Linked DNA regions of Homo sapiens: region 1 is linked to region 2. Evidence: chromatin loops called from intact Hi-C (ENCODE). Cell type or tissue: ascending aorta. All regions are shown on one strand. Links, peaks and the distances in the headings refer to the core of each region. The heading gives the core; the rest is flanking DNA.

Evidence for each region. Hi-C counts contacts between places; a loop is a spot of excess contacts. Peaks named below come from ENCODE experiments on the same cell type or tissue, not always from the same donor. Only the 100,000 strongest peaks of a DNase experiment are listed, where the experiment ranks them.
Region 1: it touches region 2 in a loop (4-fold over the local background); 3 of 110 quality-filtered maps call a loop at or near these places.

What each region holds. Positions count from the first base shown.
Region 1 is chr17:60,563,215-60,575,994 of GRCh38, forward strand. LINC01999 (long intergenic non-protein coding RNA 1999) reads left to right here and starts at 1,332. Exons shown (of 4, transcript NR_126009.1): 1 at 1,332-1,413; 2 at 2,119-2,225. It also overlaps the pseudogene RPSAP66. In ascending aorta, for the core only: a CTCF peak has its summit at 6,712 (motif pointing left); a DNase peak (open chromatin) is centred at 6,792; H3K27ac peaks cover 493 bases.
Region 2 is chr17:60,095,826-60,108,605 of GRCh38, forward strand. It overlaps the pseudogene LOC653653. Among named protein-coding and RNA genes, the nearest start is that of HEATR6-DT, 23 kb to the left of the region's middle. In ascending aorta, for the core only: no CTCF peak of the experiment used is centred there; a DNase peak (open chromatin) is centred at 6,986; H3K4me3 peaks cover 525 bases; H3K27me3 peaks cover 713 bases.

The DNA of each region.
Region 1 (12,780 bases), core at 2,752-10,751, 470 kb after region 2:
TATTTTTGTTAACCCAATATATCTAAAACATTTTCAAACATAAATCAATATAAAATTATTAAAGAGATATTTTGCATTCTTTTTCTGTACTGTCTTTGAAATCCAGTGTATGTTTTACACTTACAGCACATCTTAATTTGAACTAGACACATTTGAAGTTCTTAATAGTCACATGTGGCTACCATATTGGACAAGCAGGTCTAAGTCAGTGGTTCCCAAAATGTGGTCCCTGGAGCAGCAGGATAAGCATCACCCTAAAACTTGTTAGAAATACAAATTCTCAGGCTCCACCCCAGACCTACTGAATCAGAAACTCTGATAGTTGGGCTCAGCAACCTGTGGTTTAACAAGCCTTTCAGGTGATTCTGATAACATGTTAAATGTCACAATCAGCAGTCTAAATTATGGGGAACTGGTTTTTCTTTGCTAAGTACATTTAACAGGGTTCAAAATTCAAAAAGTACAAAAACATACACAGTGAAAATCTTCCTTTCCTGCCAGGCACAAACCATCTATCTCCCTTTCCTAGAGGCAACCAAAATTTTATGTTGGTAGGCAGCTGTCATGCTGGACCCCTATTGACTTCAACAGCAATGGCACCATGTTTGAGAGGCTGAAGACGAGATGCAGAGCCAGTGAATGAGACACAGGGTTTGTTTAATTAATTTATTTACTTTTTGAGACAGGGTCTCGCTCTGTCACCCAGGCTGGAATACAGTGGTGTAATCATGACTCACTGCAGTCTCAACCACCTGGACACAAGCAATCCTCCTGCCTCAGACTCCTGAGTAGCTGGGACTACAGGCATTAGTTCTGGCTAATTAAAAAAAAAAAAATTATAGAGATGGGTCCTCACAATGTTTCCCAGGCTGAGACATAGGGTTTATTGAGGAGACTTACATACAGGGCAATCCAGTGGTGGCAGGCTGGACAGGAGAACTGCATTTGCTTACAAAAAACATACTGGCTGGGCGCGGTGGCTCACATCTGTACTCCTAGCACTTTGGGAGGCCAAGGCAGGTGGATCACTTGAGGTCAGGAGTTCGAAACCAGCTTGGCCATCATGGTGAAACCCTGTCTCTATTAAAAATTCAAAAAATTAGCTGGGCACGGTGGTGCGTGCCTGTAATCCCAGCTACTTGGGAGGCTGAAGCAGGAGAATTGCTTGAACCTGGGAGGCGGAGGTTTCAGTGAGCTGAGATCGTGCCACTGCACTCCAGCCTGGGCAACAGAGCAAGACTCCATCTCAAAAAAAAAAAAAAAAGTATACTGGTTATATAGTGTTTTCACTTAGCATTCTCACCCTAGCAACCTCCACCTGGCAACCTTGATTTAACCCAAAACAAAGGGCCTTGATCCCCTGTATGGCCTGCATTCCATGGGATGAGATGGGGATTCCTATGTTCCTCATAGGTAAGGAATGAATCTCCTGATTGGCAACTCCCAGGTTCCTTTTTTTTTTTTTTTTTTAAGAAACATGTTTATTTTCGGTCAACCTTATTTCCATGTGGCTTATGAGCCTGTAAGACAACTTGGTGGTTGTTCCTACCCATTCAAGTGGCCTGAGCAGTGGGAGCTGCAGACCAGACTTCCATGGCAGGCTGAGCTCTCCAATCTTCAGTAAGGAATTGCTGAATAGGCACAGAGGGCACCTGCCACATTCAGATCAGTCTGCACCCTCAGGCAGAGGAGCAGTGAACTCAGGAGCTGGAGCAGTCCATTTACCCTGAAATTCCTCCTTGGTCACAGCTTTTTTTCAGCAACAGCTTGCTCTTCCTTTTCATCTTTTTTTATCTTATTATATATATATATTTTTTTGAGACAGAGTCTCACTCTGTTGCCCAAGCTGCAGTGCAGTGGTGCTGTCTCAGCTCACTGCAACCTCCACCTTCTGGGTTCAAGTGATTCGCCTGCCTCAGTGTCCCAAGTAGCTGGGACTACAGGCACGTGCCACCATGCCAGCTAATTTTTGTATTTTTAGTAAAGACCGGGTTTCACCATGTTGGCCAGGCTGGTCTTGAACTCCTGACCTCAGTGATTCACCCACCTTGGTCTCCCAAAGTGATGGGATTACAGGCGTGAATCACCACACCTGGCCTTCCTTTTCAACCTCTTTAGGATCTCTATAAAAGTAGAGATCAGGCCTGAGCTCCCATGAGTGTTCACAGGAGATGGTGCCATGCATGCACAGAAGTTCCCAAACCAGCATCCACCATATCAAACCCGTAAGTAAGCTCCTTTGTTGTTGCATGGGATGGCAATGTCCCCATAGCGCAAAGGAGAATCTGTGTTGCACAGAGCGATGGTAGATAAGATTAACATAAGTTGCCTCTGTGACAGGCCGGTGGTCGTTGTTGGATTGTTGGAATCAATAACCACCAGAAGCTGTGGCTCCCAGAAGGTTTCCTGGATCTGGTTAGTGAAGGTTCCAGGAGTGAACCGACCAGCAATTGAACTCCCAGAGATTCTTTAGCTCAGAGTTCCGAACACGCATTCTTCTTTTTTTTGAGATGGAGACTGGAGTGCAGTTCACTACAATCTCCACCTCCTCGGTTCAAGCGATTCTGCTGCCTCAGCCTCCTGAATAGCTGGGATTACAGACACGCACCAAAATGCCTGGCTAATTTTTATTTATTTATTTATTTTTATTTATTTATTTTTTTGAGACGCTGTCTCGTTCTGTTGCCAGGCTAGAGTGCAGTGGTGTGGTCTTGGCTCACTGCAACCTCTGCCTCCCAGGTTCAAGCGATTCTCCTGCCTCAGCTTCCCAAGTAGCTGGGACTACAGGTGTGCACCACCATGCTCGGCTAATTTTTGTATTTTTAGTAGAGACAGGGTTTCACCATGTTGGCCAGGATGGTCTCGATCTCTTGACCTCGTGATCTGCCCACCTTGGCCTCCCAAAGTGCTGGGATTACAGGCATGAGCCACCGCTCCTGGTCTAATTTTTATATTTTTAGTAGAGATGGGGTTTCACCATGTTGGGCAGGCTGGTCTCGAACTCCTGACCTCAGGTGATCCACCCGCCTTGGCATCCCAAAGTGCTGGGATTACAGGCATGAGCCACTGCCCTGGGCCGTCCGAACACACATTCTTCTTAGGCCATAGGGTCATTCTCCGGGTATGCTTAAATTATTTCTGTTAGGCACATCTGCCATACAGCAGCCTCCAAGATGACCTCCAGTGATCCCTGCCTCCTGGTGTTTACCCTTTTGTAGTCCCCTCATATTGTACCAGATTTGCTCTGTGTGACTAGTAGAAAATTGCAACAGTAATGGTATGTCCCTTCAAAGGCTAGTGTATAGAAAGACTTTGTGGCTTTTGCCTTGCTGTCTCTTGGATCAGTCACTAGCTGCTATGGTGTGAAGACATTCAAGCAGCCCTATGGAGAGGTACTTGTAGTGAGGAACTGAGGCCTTCAGCCAAGAGCCAACAAGAAACTGAGGCCTCCTGCTAACAGTCATCATGTGAGTGAGCCATCCTGAAGGTGGATTCTCTAGCCCCAGTCAAGTCTTAAGAGATTGAAGCCCCAGTCAATATCTAAATTGTACCTCATGACAAACAAACCCTAAGTCAGAACCACCCTGCTAAGCCCCTTCCCAATTTATGACCCACAGATACTATGAAATAAGAAACGTTTGTTGTTTTAAGCCATCAAATTTTGTGGTAATTTGCTATGCAGTAACAGATAACTAATAGACCACATCTAGGAGAATTTGGAAAGAGTCACTTGAAGATCTATACAAATAGTAAAACTGAGCCTGATAAATCTAAATTGCTGCCCTAAGATTACGTTATTCATGCTAGCCATTGTAAAAAAAAATCATTACTAAAGTTTTAAATATTATAATGTGTCCTTCTTGTTAAACACACATACACACGCAGAATACAGAATTATGTGAATAGGCCTGGTGCGGTGACTCACGCTTGTAATCCCAGCACTTTGGGAGGCTGAGGAGGGTGGATCTCCTGAGATCAGGAGTTTGAGATCAGCCTGACCAACACGGTGAAACCCCATCTCTACTAAAAATACAAAAATTAGCTGGGTATGGTGGCAGGTGCCTGTAGTCCTAGCTACTTGGGTAGCTGAGGCACAAGAATCGCTTGAACCCAGGAGGCGGAGGTTGTAGTGAGCCAAGATCATGCCACTCCAGTCCAGCATAGGTGACAGGGTAAAACTATGTCTTAATAATAATAATAATTATACAAATAGGACAACTCCTTCAATCTTCTCTGAAACTGCCTTGATTCCATCCATTTCTGCACAATAATTCTTCAGCTTTTTCTTCCTTTTCATGAAATACATATTTTCATTTTCCCCAAAACTACCCAGTCTGTTTCTTTTGCTTAAAATAATAATAATAATTTTTTATTTTATTTTAGAGATGAGGTCTTGTTATGTTGCCCAGGCTGGCCTCAAACTCCTTGGGCTAAAGTGATCCTCCTGCCTCAGCCTCCCAAGTAGCTGGGACTATAGGCATGCTCCACCACGCTCAGATTATAGTCAGAAGAATCTTAACAGTATTATAATGGATGTACCACAATTTAATCCATCTCCTCCTAATGGACACAACTTATTTAATTTTTAATATTATTAATAATATTGCCACCTTCTTTACATCTTTGTGCACCTATGTGTTATTGTTAAGATAAACTCCTAGAGATGAAATTACTGAGAGGGCTGGATGCAGTGGCTCATGCCTGTAATCCCAGCACTTTGGGAGGCTGAGGCAGGTGGGGACATCACTGTGGAATGTCAGAAATGAAAGTCAGTAAATTTTGTTTTGTAAGTTCAAAAGCAGTTTCTGTCTCATAAAGCAAAAAATATTAAGAAAGAAGATAAAATCAGTCAGCAGAGATGACCAGATAGGTAGAGACTGAGAATGTCACAACCTCTGCTCACTCTTACAACCACCCTGGTAGCATTTTTACCCCCCTTCCCAGGAGTATTAACTCCAAAAGGAAGAAAGATCAAGTAGAAAGAAACGTAAACTAAGGTATTTTAAACATGAATTGAGATATAATTGAATTTGATTTAGTTTGCCTTAGATTAATAAGATTGTTTTCTGCTTCAGGCAGGATGGGGACTCAAGGTCATAAATTAAGATTGAACTGTAGGAAAGTTCTATTTGGCTGGGCATGGTGGCTCATGTCTGTAATCCTAGCACTTTGGGAGGCCAAGAAAGGAGGATCATTTGAGGCCAGAAGTTCAAGACCAGCCTGGGCAATATAGTGAGACCTCTGTCTCTCCCAAAAAATACAAAAATTAGCCAGACATGGTGGCACATACCAGTGGTCCCCCAGCTGCTTGGCACGCTGATGTGGGAGGATCACTTGAGCCCAGGAGGTTAAGGATGCAGTGAACTTTGATCATGCCACTGTACAACCTGGGTGACAGAAAGAGACCCTCATTTCAAAAAACCAAATTAATTAACAAAATTAAATATAACTTTTCTTTTCTTTTTTTTTTTTTTTTTGAGACAGGTCTTGCTGTGTCACCCAGCCTGTAATGCAGTGGCGCCAGCTCAGCTCACTGTGACCTTGACCTTCTGGGCTCAAGTGATCCTCCCACCTCAGCCTCCCAAGCAGCTGGGACCACAGGCCCACACCACAACACCTCACTAATTTTTGAATTTTTTTGTAGAGATGGGGTCTCTCACTATGTTGCCCAGGCTGGTCTTGAACTCCTGGGCTCAAGTGATCCTCTCTTGGCCTCCCAAAGTGCTGAGATTACAGGTGTGAGCCACTGCTCCTGATTAAAAAGTTCTATTTTCCATATACCTGCACTTGGAGGACACTGTGGGTGAGCATCTGTGCACGACCGGTTCCTCACTTGCCTTGCGCTAGTCCCAGCCCTGCTCTTCATTTGCTGCTTTCAGAGGGTATCTTTCAACATTTTCCTGAACTTGGGCCTTCTCTGAGGGAGATCCAGCAGTTTCTGAAATCACTAACTGCTAGTTTACAAAATCCTTTCGGGTCCCAGACATCCTCCCTATTTCTTAAGAATATTTTTGGCCGGGCACAGTAGTTCACGCCTGTAATTCCAGCACTTTGGGAGGCTGAGGTGGGTGGATCACCTGAGGTCAGGAGTTTGAGACCAGCCTGGCCAACATGGTGAAACCCTGTCTCTACTAAAAATACAAAAATCAGTCAGTGTGGTGGCACGTGCCAGTAATCCCAGCTACTCGGGAGGCTGGGGCAGGATAATCGCTTGAACCTGGAAGGCGGAGGTTGCAATGAGCCGAGACTGTGCCACTGCACTCCAGTCTGGGTGACAGAGTGAGCCTCCATCTAAAAAAAGGAAAAAGAAAAATGTTCAGGACTATTATAGCTGAGAAAAGTTTTCTTCATGTGTCCTTTAGACTTCTATGTTCACAGCCTTTCTTCATAACAGGCCCCTCCCTTTTCTCCCTCGCATCCTAATAAACCTCTATTCTACCCTCTGCCAAATTTGTATTAAAAGTCGCACATGAGCCCAGACGACATCTGATTCTCTGCAGCTAACAGAGGGCTGGCAACAGAAATCTCTCTTACATCCTGGCAATATGTAATATACTACCTTTCTCATCTAGTGATGAGAGTCCTTACGGGTCTAGTTTCTTCCTAAAGGATGCACCCTCTCTGAAACTAGACATCAACCTTATAACTTTGAATCATTCTCTAATTTGGCAAAAGCAGATCTTGCAAAATAATTTTATACGTTCTATTTTGAAAATGCCACCTAGTGGACAGAGCTAGTAAGGTTTTCATGATAACAACCAGTCATGGGATAATCACGAGAGTGAGCCCAGGGATTTAGCAAACCCTCCAGCTGGGTCCACTTCAGCACACAAACCAGCCAAATGGCCTGTGATGACTTTTCTTTTTCTTTCTTTCTTTCTTTCTTTCTTTCTTTCTTTCTTTCTTTCTTTCTTTCTTTCTTTCTTTCTTTCTTTTTCTTTCTTTCTTTTTTTTTTTTTGAAATGGAGTTTTGCTCTTGTTGCCCAGGCTGGAGTGCAATGGCACGATCTCGGCTCACTGCAACCTCTGCCTCCTGGGTTCAAGTGATTCTCCTGCTTCAGCCTCCAGAGTAGCTGGGATTACAGGCATGCACCACCACGCCCGGCTAATCTTGTATTTTTAGTATAGACAGGGTTTCTCCATGTTGGTCAGGCTGGTCTCGAACTCCCGACCTCAGGCGATCCACCTGCCTTGGCCTCCCAAAGTGCTGGGATTACAGGCATGAGCCACCGTGTCCTGCCCTGTGAAGACTTTTATCCTGTCTTTTCTGCTTCCCTCCAAATTAATCATGACATAATAATTCAAAAGAAAATATTGGGGGCAGGCACGGTGGCTCACACCTGTAATCCCAGCACTTTGGGAGGCTGAGGTGGGCGGATCACTTGAGGTCAGGAGTTCAAGACCAATCTGGCCAACATGGTGAAACCCCATCTCCACTAAAAATACAAAAATTAGCCGAGCATGATGGTTCATGCCTGTAATTTCAGCTACTCAGGAGGCTGAGGCAGGAGGATCACTTGAACCAGGGAGGAGGAGATTGCAGTGAGCCAAGATTGCGCCACTGCACTCCAGCCTGGGCAACAGAGCAAGACTCTGTCTGAAAAAAAAATACAAAAGAATTAACATCAAGAAGAAAATGTTGGTTGTTCCAATTCATGTTGTTATGACATCCAAGTTGCTAGCTATTGTAATGGCAAAATATTTGGGGAAAGTATATGGAACAAAGGTTCATGTGCTGGGCAATGATGGGAAGTTAGTAATTAGTATGTCCCCTCTCCAACTGCATAGAATAGTTTACACTCAGCAGGAAAATCGCTAAACTAAAATTCCAAACATAATATGAGAATTCAATAGGTACTTTATTGTTTGAAAAAAAACATATAAATCATGACTGTTTCTCCCCACCCCTAAGAGTAGTAATTTAAAACTCTGGAAATATTTTAAACAAAGATAGGAGGCATTCCTTTCTTTCAAATATGGAGTACTTTCAGATAAGATCCCTGAAATCTTCTTTTGAGAAATGTCAGGGCAAAACTGAGATCCAGTTTCTGAGTTTAGACAGAAAAATTGCTGAAACTTTTGAGAGTACTTGGAACTTCAAATTATCTGTGACTCCACCTTTCCTGAGTCACACAGCAGCCCATTACAGCCCTTTTCTGTTTCTTCCTTTGTGTTGCTCCGTCCTGGGTTTGGGAAATGGTTCATTTCCTCCTCTCTGCCCACTAGCAATTTCACATTTCAATTTCAGCTACAGGAAGGGACACAAATAAACACCTATTAGAAATTATGGGGTGAATAATTTTTTGGATGAGAAAGTTTCAAAAATCATGAGAGGCACCTATGGCAGACCCCCTAGGGTCTTATATAATGTCCCCTCCGTATGTCTCTGCTTTTAGACACAGCTGTGCTGAATAGTTCCATACAAGTTCAGATGCACCTAGCACTAATGGTGTCCATGAGTACCTGTGTGCATCTTGTTCAATGCCCAGGACATTCTTCAGTGCCACAGGAACCTGCTAGACCCATGGACAAGTGCAGTCCAGGGTAACCCTCAGGCAGAGGGGGACAGGAATAGGTGATGATCCAGCCTCCTTTCCTTTGGAAGAATCATTCTTGGAGGCCCTGGCTGACTGGAGCTCCTGATCTCCACAGTCGCAACCTGGATAATTACCTTTATATGATCTTTTGCTCCTCTGTTTTACTGTCCTCCATCTCTCCTGTGATCACTTTCCAAATAAACTACCTTAATTCAATTCCTTGTCTCAGCCTCTGCTTTGAAGGGAACCCAATCTGTGTTCACTAGGAGACAAGTGAGAAAGCATTCTGAAGTCCATTTTTGCTCTTAGTAAGTTAAGAAGAGTATACTTATTCTGGGCCAAGTGCGGTGGCTCATGCCTGTAATCCCAGCACTTTGGGAGGCTGAGGTGGGCAGATCACTTGAGGTCAGGAGTTTGAGACAAGCTTGGCCAACATGGTGAAAACCTGTCTCTACTAAAAATACAAAAATTAGCTGGGCATGGTGGTGGGTACCTGTCATCCCAGCTACTCGAGAGGCTGAGCCAGAATTGCTTGAACTTGGGAGGAGGAGGTTGCAGTAAGCCGAGATCATACCACTGCACTCCAGTCTGGGCAGTAGAGTGAGACTCCATCTCAAAAAAAGTAAAAAGAAGAGTATACTTATTCACTCCCGATGTTTTATTTGGTTAAGTGGGGTGACATCTATTCCCATTTTTTATCTCTCTATGCTTAATATGCTGTTGCCACACTGGCCTTCTTTCTGTTTCTCAAACAAACCAGCCTATTCCTGTCTTAGGGTGTGTGGAGGAGTTGTTCCTTCTGCCTGGAACACTTTCTTTCTGTGGCTTCACATGACTGGCAGCATCTTGTCATTCAAATCTCAATTCAACTGTCACTTTCTCAAAGAAAACAACCTTGATCACCAAAAGTAGCCACCATATACACACTCCCAACACCGTAACATATTACTTTGTTTTTTTTCTTCATAGCCGGTATAAATTTATCTGGTTAATTTATTGATCACCTATTTCCTCCTCAAAACCTAAGATCCAAGTACAAGTAGGTACTCAACATACATTTGCTGATTAATAAATCTCCTGGGCCAGGCATGGTGGCTCATGCCTGTAATCCCAGCACTTTGGGAGGCCAAGTAGGCAGATCGCTTGAGCCCAGGAGTTTGAGACCAACCTGGGCAACATGGCAAAACCCTGTCTCTACAAAAAATAAAAATTAAAAAATAAGCTGGGGATGGTGGCATATGCCTTTGGTTCCAGCTACTGGGGAGGCAGAGGTAGGAGGATCTCTTGAGCCCAGGAGGCAGAGGTTGCCATAAGCTAAGATCGTGCCACTGCACTCCACCCTGGATTATAGAGTGAGACTCTGTCTCAAAAAGTAATAATAATAAACCCAATAAATCTCCTTTTGCCTGTAAAGAATTGATAATGTTTTCTTGGACTTGTGTGCAAAAATAAATACAGATTTTTAACAGAGACTGCTCAGCTCACCAGTGTCTGGGAAAGGGCAGCCTAGCCTCTCCCTCTACATATATCAAAGGGTTGGAATAGAGCATTCCAAAGAATGATCTAAGTAGAAACCTCTGAAGGAAAATCTCTATGAACATTCCATTTGCCTTATGAGGAGCTTAAAATTTAGCTCCCCACTGAAGAATTTGTTTCACCTTCAGTACTTGGTTAGGCTTGCATTACCTTATCCAATGGCCTCTTTACCTCTTTGGCAAGGTCTAAATTTGTCACAGATGTGGGATTTTTTGTTTTGTTTTTACAAAGTCTAAGTTTGTCACAGATTGTAGGAGTCCAAGTGAGACAAAGTAGAGTTGGGGCTTGGCTTCATTCAGCTCACCCCCAACTAGAGCATTCCCACTGAAATGCTCACACAACTACGTCACTGCTAATAGTCCTTTTACTTAAAGAATTCCAGGAACTGGCCTTGGAGATAATCAAGGTCACAGAGTGTTCCCCCTCAGGAAGGAATGCTGAACAACTGATTTACAGCCTGGTTGCCCTGGCCAGACCACCAGCTGGCCCATTACTCAAGAAAACCATCACAATCAGATATGCTGACCTGCATACCCTACCCATCACGTGTTTTGTCCAGCCCAGCCTGCATACCCTACCCTTGATGTCAATTCTCATGCTTTGCCTACCAAAAAAGCCCTACCAGCTCTTCAGGGAATTCTTTCTTTTGTGCTGCCTCCCTTATGTCTCAGCATAAGCTCCAATGAAGCCTTGTCTGGGAAAGCTCTTTTGGCCTCATGTCAATTTCTTTTGCATTGAGAGCCCAAGAACCCATGGTCAGTAACATAAGGAGACATGACAACTAAATACAATGTGGGATCCTGGATTGGATCCCGGAACAGAAAAAAGATATTAGTAAAAAAACTGATAAGATCTAAATAAGGATTGTCATTTCCTTAAATAAAAAAAAAAAGTAACTATGAAAAATAGAATAGATATAAGACTAAGGTAGGCCATTCCCAGAATCCAGCTTTGAAATACTTTGCCTCCTTATCACAGAATCAAAAGTGCTTCCCAGCCCAGGCGTGGTGGCTTACACCTGTAATCCCAGCACTTTGGGAGGCCAAAGTGGGCGGATCACCTGGGATCAGGAGTTCGAGACCAGACTGGCCAACATGGCAAAACCCCATCTCTACTAAAAATACAAAAAATTAGCCAGGTATGGTGGCAGGCGGCTGTTATCCCAGCTACTCGGGAGGCTGAGGCAGGAGAATTGCTTGAACCCGTGAGGCAGAGGCTGTGGTGAGCCGAGATCGCCCCATTGCCCTCCAGCCTGGGCGACAAGAGTGAGACTCTGTCTCAAAAAAAAAAAAAAAAAAAAAAAACAAAACAAAACAGTGCTTCCCAGAGTTGAGAAACTGTCCCTGCATGAGGAAGAGGATACATGACTTTAAAGAAGTTTCCTACCCATCATCTTTTTTCTTCTCCCCTCCCTCTTTCCCCATTCTTCTCTCTCCCTCTCAAATATATTTTGAATATGTTATGCCTGTATGAGGTATAAAACTCAGAAAGTACAAAAATATATGTGTAGTTCAGATTAATAGTAAGTGTGGTAGGCTGAATAATGATCCTCCCTAAAATAAAATATTTACATCCTAATCCCTGGAACCTGTGAATGTTATCTTATATGGGGAAAAAAAGAACTTTGCAGATGTTATTAAGTTAAAGATCTTGAGATGGGCATATTATCTTGCATTATCTAGGGGGCTCCTAAATAAAATCACATGTATCTTTGTAAGAGGAAAGCAGAAGGAGATTTAACACAGACAGAAGAGGAAAAGGCAATGTGACCTTGGAGGTGGAGACTGGAGGGATGTGGCCACAAGCCAAGGTGGGCTAGCATCCACCAGAAGCTAGCAGAGGCAATTTGACTGTAATGTGTCTAGCTAAGGTTTTTTAGTTTATTCCACTTGATGTTCATTGCACTCTTGAATGTATTGTGCTTTCTTCAAATTCGACAAGTTTTCAGTCATTATTTCTTCGAATATTATTTCCACCCTTTTCTCTCTCTCCTCTCCTTCTGGAACTCTTATTGTTTGTATTTTGGTACACTTGCAGGTTTCCCACAATTCTCTAAGGCCTTTATTCTTATTTTCTTGCTGTCCCCCAGATTGGCTCTCAGTGGACTTGTCTTGAGATTTGCTGAAGACAAACCTGAGACAGGATCTTGCTCTGTCACTCAGGATGAGTACAGTGGCACAATCATGGCCCACTACAGCCTCAAACTCCTGGGTTTGAGTGATCTTCCTAGCTCAGCCTCCCACCTCGGCCATCATGCCCAGCTAATTTTTATTTTTATTTTTAGAGATGGGGTCTCACCATATTGCCCAGGCTAATCTTGAACTCCTGGGCTCAAGTGATCCTCCTGCCTTGGCCTCCCAAAGTGCTGGGATTACAGGTGTGAGCCACCACACCAAGCTGCTTTTGTGTGTTTGTTTTCAAGATGAGGTCTCACTCTGTCTCCCAGGCTGGAGTGCAGTGGCACAATCTTAGCTCACTGCAGCTTCAAACCTGTGGGCTCAAGTGATCCTCCTGCCTCAGCCTCCTGAGTAGCCAGGACTACAGGCATATGCCACCATGCATAGCTAATTTTTAAATTTTTTGTAGAGATGGGGTCTCACTATGTTCCCCAGGCTGGTCTTAAGCTCCTGGCCTTTAGCAATCCTCCCTCCTCAGCCTCCCAAAACACTGGAATTACCGGCGTGAGCCACTGCACCCAGCCCCAGGT
Region 2 (12,780 bases), core at 2,109-10,108:
CCTTATGTGCCTGAGGGCAGAAACTCATAATCATTTGAGGACCCACAAGGTGTTGCAGTCCAGCATGACCATTTCAGACTCCAGCATGATATTTCAAACCATATAGGGTAGCATCCTACCCTATATGATTCCTAGCTGGGGCCCCCATCACCAGGGAAATGGTGCTGGTTCTCACCCAGAAATAGATAAAGAGGAAGTGTCTCTGCTGAATAAGAACAGGTATGCATGCCTATCCCGACTCCCTGCTCCCTGAATGAAGCAGGGCCTCCTGGCATCGCTTGATGTTTGTGATGCTATCCCCGGTTGCATTGGCAGCAGCCAACACCAGGGTTTTCCAGTGGCTGAGGTCCAACACGTGGTTAATGTCATTGCCTTTTCCTCCCTTCCTTGGGATCAGGGGAATAAATGTCTCTTACTTAGAACTGTTCCACACAGACTTAGAGTGACAGAGAAGTAATTTAACCTATTAAAGGCCATTTTGAGCAAAAACCACCTTGTGTCACTGAAGCTGTAGAACTGAGCCACAGGAGGAAACTGTTAAAGTCGCAGGGTCAAGGACAAGGTACCTATGTTATCCCGATGGCATAGAAGCACAGCCTGAGTCTCTTCTTTGGCTGAGCCAAGGGCGTGCTGGAGAGGCCTGAGAGAAGAAGGAACGGCCCTTCTGACCAGTGCCCTTTTGGTTCACAAGGAACGTCTCCTCTTGTTTAAGTGATTTGGCTGAGCTTGCTACTTCTGCTTTGAGAGTCAAATATCAGGATCAAGACTTTAATTATCCCCAATTTACAGATGATGAAACCATATTGGGCAGGAAAGAAAGTCACCGCAGGAGAGCGAGTTGGACCTGGGCACTGGCTGAGGACAAAGGGGAATGATAATTTGGGATGTAGCTTGTTAAGGGGCCTCCCAAGTGTTCTTGTGATCCAGGTGTGGAGAGGATAGAGCAGAATGGTTGCCAGGGAGATGCAGGTAGGGTGCACTGCAAGAGTGGGAGAAATTAAAGAGAACATGCAACAAAGCCTTGGGACAGCGGGAGGGGGATGGACCACCCTGTTTTGTGCTACGAGAGAAGAGAGCAAGAAAAGGAATCTGTGTTAAATCCCGACAGCCTGCAGGAGAAGCAAATGCCCTTCCTTTTGTTCATCAGCAGTGAGACTGGCATCCCTGTAGCTTTGGGAAACTGGCCAGTGTGGATGCCAGCTCCCTCCAGCGGGCCTGACTGGGAGACCTTGGGCTGGGGTTCTGGTCTGGGGCTCCTAGGCCTGATGGGAGGAGAGTTCAGCCCAGGTTTCCTGTGCTTCAGCTCGTATCCAGATGATGGTAACTATTGAAATGAGAGACTCAAAAGAAGCTGGAAACTGCATTTTTTGTTGTCCCATGTGGACACCTGTGTTCAGTTCCTAGTTCTACCTCTTGCTGTCTGTGTGTTCTTAGGTAACTGACTTAAACCTTTCTGAGTCTCATTTTCTTCATTTATGAAATAAAAGACATAACACTTATGTCAGATATTGTCCTGAGGATTAAATGGGAGAATGAGCAAGACTCTTCTGCATTCCCCTTGCGTCCAGTGGGTGGAGGCCAGAGAAGCTGCTAAACATCCTGCCAGGTGCAGGACAGCCCCCATCACAAAGAATTGACTGGATCCTGATGTCAGTAAGGCAGAATTGAGGATCCTTGGTGTGGGGGAAAAAGAATAAACTCGGAAGCTTGGCAGATCTCAATTCAAACCCTGGTTGTACCACCTCTAGCTGAGTGACCTTAGGCAGGTCTATGAACTCTCTGAGACTTGGCCTCCTCATCGATAAAATGAGGGAGATAAAACTACCAAGCTCACCAGAAATAACCCCATGCATATATGGTCAACTAATCTTTGACAAGGTCATCAAGGATACACAATGTAGATTCTTTTATTCCTTTACTTTCTTAATAGGCTTCCTTTCACTCTACTTTTACAAAAAAGAATACACAATGTAGAAAGGAAACTCTCTTCAATGAATGGTGTTGGGGAAAGTTCCTGCAAAAGAATGAAATTGCACACTTGTTTTACATCATATACAAAAAATTAGCTCAAAATGGATTAAAGATTTAAATGTAATATCTGAAACCATATAACTCCTAGAAGGAAACATAGGGAAAATATCTTCTTGACATTGGTCTTGGCAATAATATTTTTTTGCCATAACACCAAAGCACAGGCAACAAAAGCAAAAATAAATAAATGGGACTATATCAAACTTAAAACGTTTTACATAGCAAAGGAAACAATGACAAAATGAAAAGGCAACCTATGGAATGGAAGAAAATATTTGCAATCCATATATTTGATAAGGGGTTAATTATATAAGGAATTCACACAACTCAATAGCAAAAATTAATAAATACATAAATAACCCAATTAAAAATAGGTAATGGACCTGAATGGACTTTTTTTTCCCCAAGGAAGACATACAAATGGCCAGCCAGCATATGCAAAGGTGCTCAATGTCACTAATCATCAAAGAAATGCAAATCGAAACCGCAATGAGATATTGCCACATAGGATAGGACAGCTATTCTAAAAAAGAGAAGAGATAACAAGTGTTGGTGAAAGTGTGGAGAAAAGAGAACCCTTGTACACTGTTGGTTGGAATGTAAAGTGGTATAACCTTTATGGAAAACAGTATGGAAGTGCCTCAAAAAATTAGAAGTGAAAGTACCATACAATTCAGCAATCCCACTTCAGGATATATACTCCCCAGAATGGAATTAGAATCTTGAAGAGAGATCTGTGCCCCATGTTTATTGCAGCATTATTCACAATAGCTAAGATATGGAAACATCCTAAGTGCCCATCAACAGATGAATGGATAAATAATATGTATATAAACCATGGACTATTAGCCATTAAAAAGAAGAAACTCCTGTCATGGATAAACCTGGAGGATATTATGCTGAGTGAAATAAGCCAGACACAGAAAGACAAGTTTTGTATGATCTCACTTCTATGTGGAATCTAAGATAGTGAAATGCATAAAAACAGATAGTAGAATGGTGGTTGCCAAGGGCTGGGGGTGGGGAAAATGGGAAGCTATTAATCAAAGGCTATAAACTTTCAGTTGTAAGATGAACAAATGCTGGAGATTTAATGTACAGCATAGGTGATAATGGATGTAATAAATTTGTGATAATTAGTACACAATATATACATATATGAAATCATCATGTTGTATGCATTAAATATATACAATCCTTGTCAACTAAATTTTTTTTAATTTAAATGCCTAGGTCATAAGAATTCTGAGAATTAAATACAATAACATATATGAATGGGCCTGCTATACAGAAGGTGCTAAATAGGTTTGTTTTGTTTTGTTTTATTTCAACTCTGGCAGATGTAGACTTATTGGGAAAGAATGTAGAATACCCTTGTGCACAAGGATTATCTATATGATGACTAAATATCCTGCATACATGCCATGTCATTTCTTTTTTTTTTATATGCAATACTTTTATTTTAGACATGCAAGGAAAGCTATTTCAGAATCTACTAATTTAAAGCAAGCAGCTGTATACAGACAGCAAAAGAAGCAACATTTTGTTACAGCTTAGCACAAGGCATCCAACGCAAACAGACATGAGACAATGCATATTTATGTAGCATTAAAACCAGATGAATAATATATTATGGGGCAGGAGGAGGAAAGGAGGGGAAAAATAGAAATGAAAGACCAATGTTTCTCAATGCTTCCAATATATAATGCTAAATTTCCCACCTGATAGCACATCCAGGTGCTTCAAATGTAGTGCATTACAGTGAGAATGTTAAGAATGGAAAATCTTATCTGTGTACCTGCCTAATACTAAGTTTGGTCAAAACACATTTTCATAGATCTTCTTTCAGTGGTAAATCGATTTGAACATCTTGTGAAGTTATTGTTTAATAACTTACTTAACTTAGGCTTTATGCTGTCTATATATAAACAATGAATTCTTTTCCTTTTATAAAAAAATATGCTGCATGTTTTATTAAAAGAATATGCAATAGTTACCAATATTAAAGGTTTTAAAATTCAGAAATATAATGCCACAGTTAACAAAGTATTAAGTATTTAAATGAGGACTTAATATATTAGAATGCCATCACTAGTAAAATATAAGTATTTAGGTATTAAAACTGAATGAATATTAGAATTTTTGAACTATATAAACTCAGCATTAATGCTTTGAAAGAGTTATTATTCAGCAACAGATACTGCAGAACAGACTTCAGACATAGCTCTCTAATAAGTTCTTAAAGGGATTGTTTGATATTATTATATAGCACAAATGTGATTCAATAAATGTGGCACTACAAAATTTCTTAATACTGAATGTTTTAACCTTAAATATTATATAATGGTACAAATTAATTTTAGTTTCTTGTAATATTTTCACATATACTTTTATGTGATACATTAGAACACATTAGCTCATACAGATTGTAAGATAATCACACAAAATAGTTTCTTTTTTTAACCTCAATATTTGAAGACCAAACCACACTATATATTATGGCACTGCTTATTTTGACCTAGCACTTCAGCTATATTTTCTTTGGTAAACATTTTAATGATTGTCATGTTTTCCTCTTATAAGATAAATCACAGATGGTTCATTAATAATATGTATATGTTTAAGATTTAATATTACTCAAAACACTTCTAGGTCATATTTTATCAAGATGAGATTAAATCAGTTGCAGAGAGGAATGAGCTGTATCAAGATCACATATAGAATGAAAATACAGAAAAGTTTGGAATGTGAACAGGAAAAAAATACAATCATAAAAGTACTAGTTCTAAAATGTTCTACTATTATTATACAAGACAATAAATCACCATGCTGAGGATATTTTCTTTCATATGTATATCAGCATTCTATTTCCTCTGTGAAATTCTGCATACTCGATGAGTAGTCATTTAGTACACAGGGACATTAAAATATTCATGACGTGGCTACAAAAGAAATGCATATATTCTTACACACAGTATACAAACTGACACAGACACAATCAGATTTCTAGAACATTTAGTTCACAGTAAAGATAACTAAAACTTAAGTTTCTGTTTGCTTTCCTTCTTTGGTTTAAGGCTGAATATTTAACTTCTAAACAATGCCCAAGACTTTAGATTCATTTTTTTCTAACTTTACTACATACAGTGTTCAAAATGATGACAGACATCCTCCAGAAATTTTACAAAATCCTAAAACACTATATTTACTACTAATATTATGAAAAGATTTTCAGTGTAAGTCATCTGGTCAATACTGAGTTGACCAAAAATTCAATTAGAATATTTCCCTTCCACCAGTGTTTAAATTCATTAGTACATTTGTATTACATAAACTAAAGAAACTAGAGAAAAATCTTTCCCAAAAAAACTGGAAAAGTAGTCACTCATCTGGTATTTTAAGTAGCAATGAAGGTTTTTAACTGTTTACTTATACCTACAAAAGCAAAAAATCCAAAGAATTTGACTGAGACTGAGGATATTACTTTTTTAAAAATCCTCAAGACAGATTTTAACAAACTCTCCAGATTTGAGTGTCTACAGAAGGACTTCTAGGGGCTCCGAGAGTTCCCTGAAATTAGAAACAAAATGATGTACAAATTTTCCTGGGGTGACGGCCCATCATCTTTCGGACTCTCAAAGGGATTATATCCCCACCAGAAAGCAAGTTTAAAATTGCTTATTTGAGTGTCTTTAAAGTATCCTCATTTTAATATTTATTCAATTTGAAACTTTGAAATATTGAACTACAAAATCATGTAAACTGTTCCAAGAAAAATATCTAACAAATCCCTAAACTTACACAACCATTAATTACAAACGTATCTGAGGACAAAAGCCAGTTACATTTTAATCCTCAAAGAATTCCTAAATATTTTAAAGAGATAGCTGCCCTTTTCCCCCAACTCAGAATATAGTGGAATGAAGCAGCAAGTTAAAATCATATTAGTAAGAAATTAAACTCCCAACTACTTCATTTTCTCACAGAAGCTCTCATTTTCATAGGGAAATTCTTCTGTATCAATGGCATTAGTGATTCACAGTATTTAATGAATGCTTTTTTGTCAATGAACCTCTGAAGCTATTTCCATATTCTGTGTAAAAAATAAATTATAAGCCCCAATAATGGATCATTATCCAAGCAAAATTCCCTATGAAAATACCAGTTTAATGAAGTAATTGGGACTATCCCTTGGGATTTAATGTAATTAGACTTTTCAGGTAATGCTAAAATATAAATAACAAACTTGACAGAATTGTCATTACAAACTGAATGTATATACCCTACTACATTTCGATGCGTGTCAGTACTCCAGCAGGTATTCTAGTACGCTTTCTTAAACCCAGTGAAACTCTTGCTGTGATACATAGTCTCTGTTTTCTCCTGCAGTAGATCGGCCTGCTCAATTGCTTTAAGGACATTTTTCTTGGATGTTTCCTGAACTTCCCCTCCCAAAAGAAACTCATCCAAAATAAAATAAGCCTTCTCAAAATTAAAGATGATATCTAGTTCACAGACACTGCCGAAATACTTGTCAAGTAATTCCACATAACGATGAATTATTTCCAGGGTAATTAGTTCATTGTCCTGATCCTCAATAGCACAGCAAAAATACAGACTAGCATATCTTTTGTAAACAATCTTCAGATCTCGCCACTCAAGGAAGCTGCACATTTTAGGTTTCCGTGCTAAAACGGTCTGAACAAGTTCTCTTGTGATCTTTTTCTTCTCTTTGTCCGATAGTGGGACATACCATTTTTGCAGTCGAAGCTTTCCCTGACGACTAAAAAGCAACATAAACTGCATGGCGGCCGCGGGCCGCGGGCGCGGCGGAGCTTGGCCGGTGGCGGCGGAGCTTGGCCGGCGGCGGCGGCAAAGGGGAAGCCCCTGTCGCCGTGCTGAGGAAGAGAAGCCGTGGTGCTGTGGGGAAGGGCCATGCCATGTCATTTCTATTTCTCATTCCATGGGTAATAAAAGCAGAACCAGCCTTCTGGTGGTCACAAAACATTTTGACATGAGAAAGGCTCATGATGAGCAATCTGGGAATGTACATCCCAGAGCATGCATGCCCTTTGACCCACAGCTACCATGATGTCATGTCTAGTAATTAGTCCTAAGGAGATCATCAGAGATATGTAAAGAAATTTCATTCTAACAGCATCCTCTGTAGTGTTATACATCAGGGGCTGGCAAACCATGTCGGGAAGAACACAGTCATGCCCATTCATTTACAAATTGTGTATGGCTTCTTTCCCTGCAACAGCAGAGTTGAGTGTTGCAACAGAAACCTATGGCCTGCAGAGTTTAAAATATCTACTCTTTGGCCTTTTTTTTTTTTTTTCTTTTGTGACAGAGTCTTGCTCTGTCGCCCAGGCTGGAGTGCAGTGGTGCGATCTTGGCTCACTGCAACCTCTGCCTCCCGGGTTCACGCCATTCTCCTGCCTCAGCCTCCCGAGTAGCTGGGACTACAGGTGTCCGCCGCCACACTCACCACACCCAGCTAATTTTTTGTGTTTTTAGTAGAGACAGGGTTTCACCGTGTTAGCCAGCATGGTCTGGATCTCCTGACCTCGTGATCTGCCCGCCTTGGCCTCCCAAAATGCTGGGATTACAGGCGTGAGCCACTGCGCCCGGCCTACTCTTTGGCCTTTTATGGAAAAAAGTTGCTGACTCCTGGTGAATATATTAAGAAAAAGTTGGAAAAACCTAAATCTTCAAGAGTGGAGAATTAGAAAGTAAGACACGTTGTATATAAGACAGATAGTGTGTGTGTGCATTTATTTGTAAATACATTGTTTGGAAGTAATGTTGTCAACATATGTTGCAGGTCTTAAAAATTGTTCAATATATAGTGTTAATCAACAAACAGGCAAATTATAAAATGTAGACAGAATGTGATTGTGCATTTTGTGCATACACCAACAGAAGAGGGTGCTAAGAAGCCTGTGGACCAACATGCTAAGTGTGGCTCTTTTGATGGTGGTATTATGGGATTTTAAAAATCCTCTTGGTTTTGTATAGATTCTGACCTTCCTGTAATGAGTGTGAATAAATATGTGTTTCTTTATAAATGTAAAAATAACTTTATCTTCCCAGTTCTCATAATTGAAAATGTTGGAACAAATGGTCCTGGGACAGATCTTTCCTTTGAGAAGGGCAGAGGAGGGGATTCAGCTGGGTTTCTGTTGCATTTCTAGTAACACACAGTTGTGAAAGGCCAGTGTTGGCCATTCCCCAGGACAGACTGGGGTAGAGGAGGTCAGGATTTAATTACTTGAGGGACCAGGGAATGGACGTGGCCACAGTCCTTCCTGACTCGCTGTTTTCCCTTCCACAGTCCCTGTCTTCTCCTCACTGATGCACATAGATGCCTGACCAGAGGAGAGATTTAGTTTTCATCCGAGGATTATTTGTTATGTTGCAGTTCTGAAATTCCCATAATGTTTAAACTAGAACACAAGTGATTTCATTATCTCTAATGTGTACGGCTTGATAGAAATATATTCCATTATGTATCACCTTAAATCCAGATAAAACATAAGGAATTTCTATTCCATGTTTGTATGATCAGTGCTAATAATATAAAAAGTCTAAAAAATAGCTATTTCCTATATTACAGTATGAAATAAATATGCTGAATGATTTGTTTTGGGGGGTGGAAAGGTGTAAGACTGAGGAGGGTGCCTGTGGGGAACAGTGATAGGAATCCTTTCTTAAGGGTTGGGTTTTACATATGTCTTTTAAAATAGATGATATCATTAATAAATTATCTGTGGGCATCATGAAAAAAGTGGATAATGTACAACTTTTATGAGCTTGACAGTTGGTGAAACGCTTTTCTGTTTAAAATTTTATTTGACCCTCCCCAAAAGAAATGTTTATTCATGAGTATTAGGGTAGTTCCAGTAGTAATGCCTCAAAAGAACCAGGAGGTATAGTGTTGTCTAAAATGTGGACTCAGGAGCCAGACTGCCTGGCTGTGCAACTAGCCTTGTCACTTCCTAGATATGTGGCAAGTTAATTAACTCCTCAGTGTTCTTATCTGTAGAATGGGGATAATCATAATATACATCTCAGGGTTATATTAAAAATTGAAAAAGTTAATTTTGTAAAGCATTTAGAATGATATCTGACAAATAAGTGTGTTTATAAAAGCAAACCCTATAAAAGTGTTTACTCATTAAATACAATAATCTGAAGCCATTAGTGATTTAAACACTTGTGGCTGACTTGATAATATTTATGAAAATAAATACTGTATTTATAATCTTTGACCTGGTTTTACTCCTAGGAGTTTATTGTACAGTAAACATTTTCACAGGCAGACAAAAATATTACTATAAAATCATGTTTATTACATCTATCTGTGCAAAAGGAAAAAACATTAGGCAAATAAAATGACAATCAAAAGTGGTATTAGTTAAATGAATTATAGTAAATCCGCTGATTAGTAATCATATAATCCAAAAAGAAGTAGGCATATTTATGTGATGTGGGAAGATCCACAACTAATGTTAAATGGTAAAACATATAAAATGTTATGCCCAATAAAATACTTTCTGTGAGAGAATATGTTAATTTATTCAAGTGGCACCAATGTGGAGGGTTTATGCTAATTTCATTATACCTCACAGACAGACCTGGGCTCTCCCACTCATTATCTATGTGGCCTGGGATAAGTCATTTAACTGCTGTAAGCCTCAGCTTCTTCATCTGTCAGGCAGTGATACCCTGACTACTCTGCAGGGTAACTCTGAGATTTAAACGTGATCATCTCAGAATATGCCTGGCAAACAGTAGGAGCTCAGAACTTGATGTTTTTTCCTACAGCAACTGCATGTCTTTTGGGGATAGCACTTAATGCATGAGGTTGGTAAATCCTTATATACATAAAATATTGTGAAAACATAAGTACGTGCTACCATTTTTTCAAACCTCTTTTTTTTTTTTTTTTTCCTGAGACAGAGTCTCACTCTGTTGCCCAGGCTGGAGTGCAGTGGCACCATCTCAGCTCAGCTCACTGCACCCTCCAACTCCCGGTTCAAGTGATTCCTGTGCCTCAGCCTCCCGAGTAGCTGGGATTACAGGCATGTGCCATCATGCCAGGCTAATTTTTTTTTTGTATTTTTAATAAAGATGGGGTTTTGCCATGTTGGCCAAGCTGGTCTCCAGCTCCTGGCCTCAGGTGATCCTCCTGTCTGAGCCTCCCAAAGTGCTGGGTCAAACCTCTTATATCCAGTAAAACAGCCTCACTGGGTCAATGGATATCATGTGGTTGCCTAACATTTTTACTTTATAAAAGGTCCTCATGAGGCCATTCGAAAGTATGAATCAAAACGCTTTAAGATGAACAGGGCCATAAGTTTGTATGAGGCTTCTCAGTGGACCTCCAGATGAAGACCAAAGTAATTACAATTTCACATTTCATTTGTGAACATGGCCAGCAGCTACGTTCATACATGAAACAGGACAATGACAACAGCACCAGGAATAGCTGCCCCTGGTCAGATGCCCTCATGAGCCCAGCTCCACAGGACAGGGCCACCAGGCCCTGCTTAGGGGAAAGCGGGGGCGGGTTTGTAGAGGAAGCCCAGCCAGCCAGCCAACCAGAGATGGGAAAAACCCATTGGGAAGAAGTTGCTTGCTCTAGCTGGACTTTGCAAAGAACAGGAAAAGATGAATCTGGACAGACAAATGGTCCTGAGTGGGGGAGCTTGGCCGTGAGCGTGACTCAGGATGTGGTCAGCAGCTGCCACACCAGGACACAAGATATGCAAAGATGCTGGGTGGTTGGTTCTTAAAGATTTTGTGCCTTGAGAAAACTAAAGGATGCAGACGTAGGCAGAAGGTGGCTCTTTAAAAGTGCTTCAGGCAAGGAGGCAGTATGGCATGGTAGAAAGTGGTCTGGTTTTTGAGTTGAAGAGACCAGCCTTGCCATTTATTTTTCAACAGATCACTTCACCTTCTGGGCCCTAATTTCCATGTCTGTGCAATGAGAATGACATTATACTTAAGATGTAACAGGAAATGAAAGCACAAGTATAAGATCTCCCCATACTTTCATCTCATCCACTCTAACCAGGGCTGACATGCATGATTTTCCAGGTTGTGCACTGAACAACTATGTCTGGTGGCCAGGATGAGTGGGACCATCATCCATCTCCAGTGTCATTTCTGAAGTGCTCCACCCTGGCACTGCCTACACCTAGAGGGAGGGACACTTTTCCTAAATAGGATACAGGTGCTGTCTGTTTACCCATGGGACTCTGTCTACTGGAAGGGGGCGTTTTTCTAATTCTCAAAGAAGCATCTTTTGAACTAGTGGTGGTCTTCATCCAGCCTGCCATGACTATCTGCATTCGAATGCAGGCTGTTTATACACACATTTCTCACCCTCTATAGAGTGGAGGCTATGGTTTTCCTGTCTGGAACCAACTACTCTTTAGTACAAATTGGGGACAATTGTAGGCATGAAAACCTAATGGGACTCTGTTTATTCTGGGAATAGGGTAGAGATGAATCCTGCCTGGGATGTGGGAAAGGAAGAAAGCCTTTGACTCATCCCTTTAAGAGAAGGGGCTTTTGGCAGTCTGGAGTCTTTATCTTTTCTGAGTTCCTGGCTGACACTGATGTTTTAAAGGCTAACACAATGTGGAAGTTCCAACTCCCAGGCTGACCATTAACTCCATCCCATGCCACAAGCACCCCAGGAAGCCAGGGTTGGAACCCAGAGTCAGGGAGAGGGGTGGCAGCCCAGGCTCGCAGGAGCCAGTTTCCTAAGCCTGGAGCATGTCAGGCAGAATCAGGCATAGCCTGTCCTGAGTGTGCTGGAGCTGGGCTGTCCTGGAGGTGAAGAATCATACACAGAAAGGAGCACCCGAGAAATGCCCTCAGGCTAGGAGGAGAAATCCACATGACTATTGTGGAAAGTGTGGGTTTTGGTGTAGAATTTTTACTCTTTGATGATTTGAGCACTTTTCATCACCATGGTGGGCCGAGGACCTGCCCCAGTCCCCAGATATTGCTCCAGACAATGAGTTCTGCAGCCTGCAGTTACTGTTTTCCCTCTTCAGCTGCTCTACTTGGGAGCCTGGCTCTGTTAGGAAGGTGCGGGCAACCCTGTTCCCCCGCCCTAGGATTGAACCAGGATGAAGACATATCCAGGAAAGCCGCTGTGGCCAGCCTGAGCGTAAGAGAGACTGCGACTCCCTGCCCAGTGGAAATACACTATACTGCAAGATGCCAAAATGAGCCACTTGAATCCTTTTTTTCGGGAAGTCAAAAGTACGGTGAGGCATGAGAAGAAGGATCTCCAGCTCCAAGTTGTTCTCCCTCTTGTGGCTGAACACACTGTTACCATATGCTTATGAAACCATTTGCATATGGTACAAGCCCATGTGGGAGAAATGAGAGCTCTGACAACTTCTACCTGTCTTCTGTCCTCTCCTGACAATGCATCTCCATCACTAATAGTGGCCTCTGGGTTTTACTTTCTTCTGTGCACAAAGAAAACAACTGGTGGCACCTGTACATAGAGAATTCCAGAGGCAGGAAACTCTCCTTACTTTTGGACAGTGCACAGCAAAGAGAATGTAGTTGGAAGTTCAGCCAACCTGGATTGCAAGCCACCTGGAGCAACATGGCCTTACATGAGTCACATGACTGCTGGGAGCAACTCTCTAAAAGAGAGTGGTGAAGAAACCTAGGTCATCAGAAGGTTAAATAGAATAACGTGTGTGACTGGGCAGA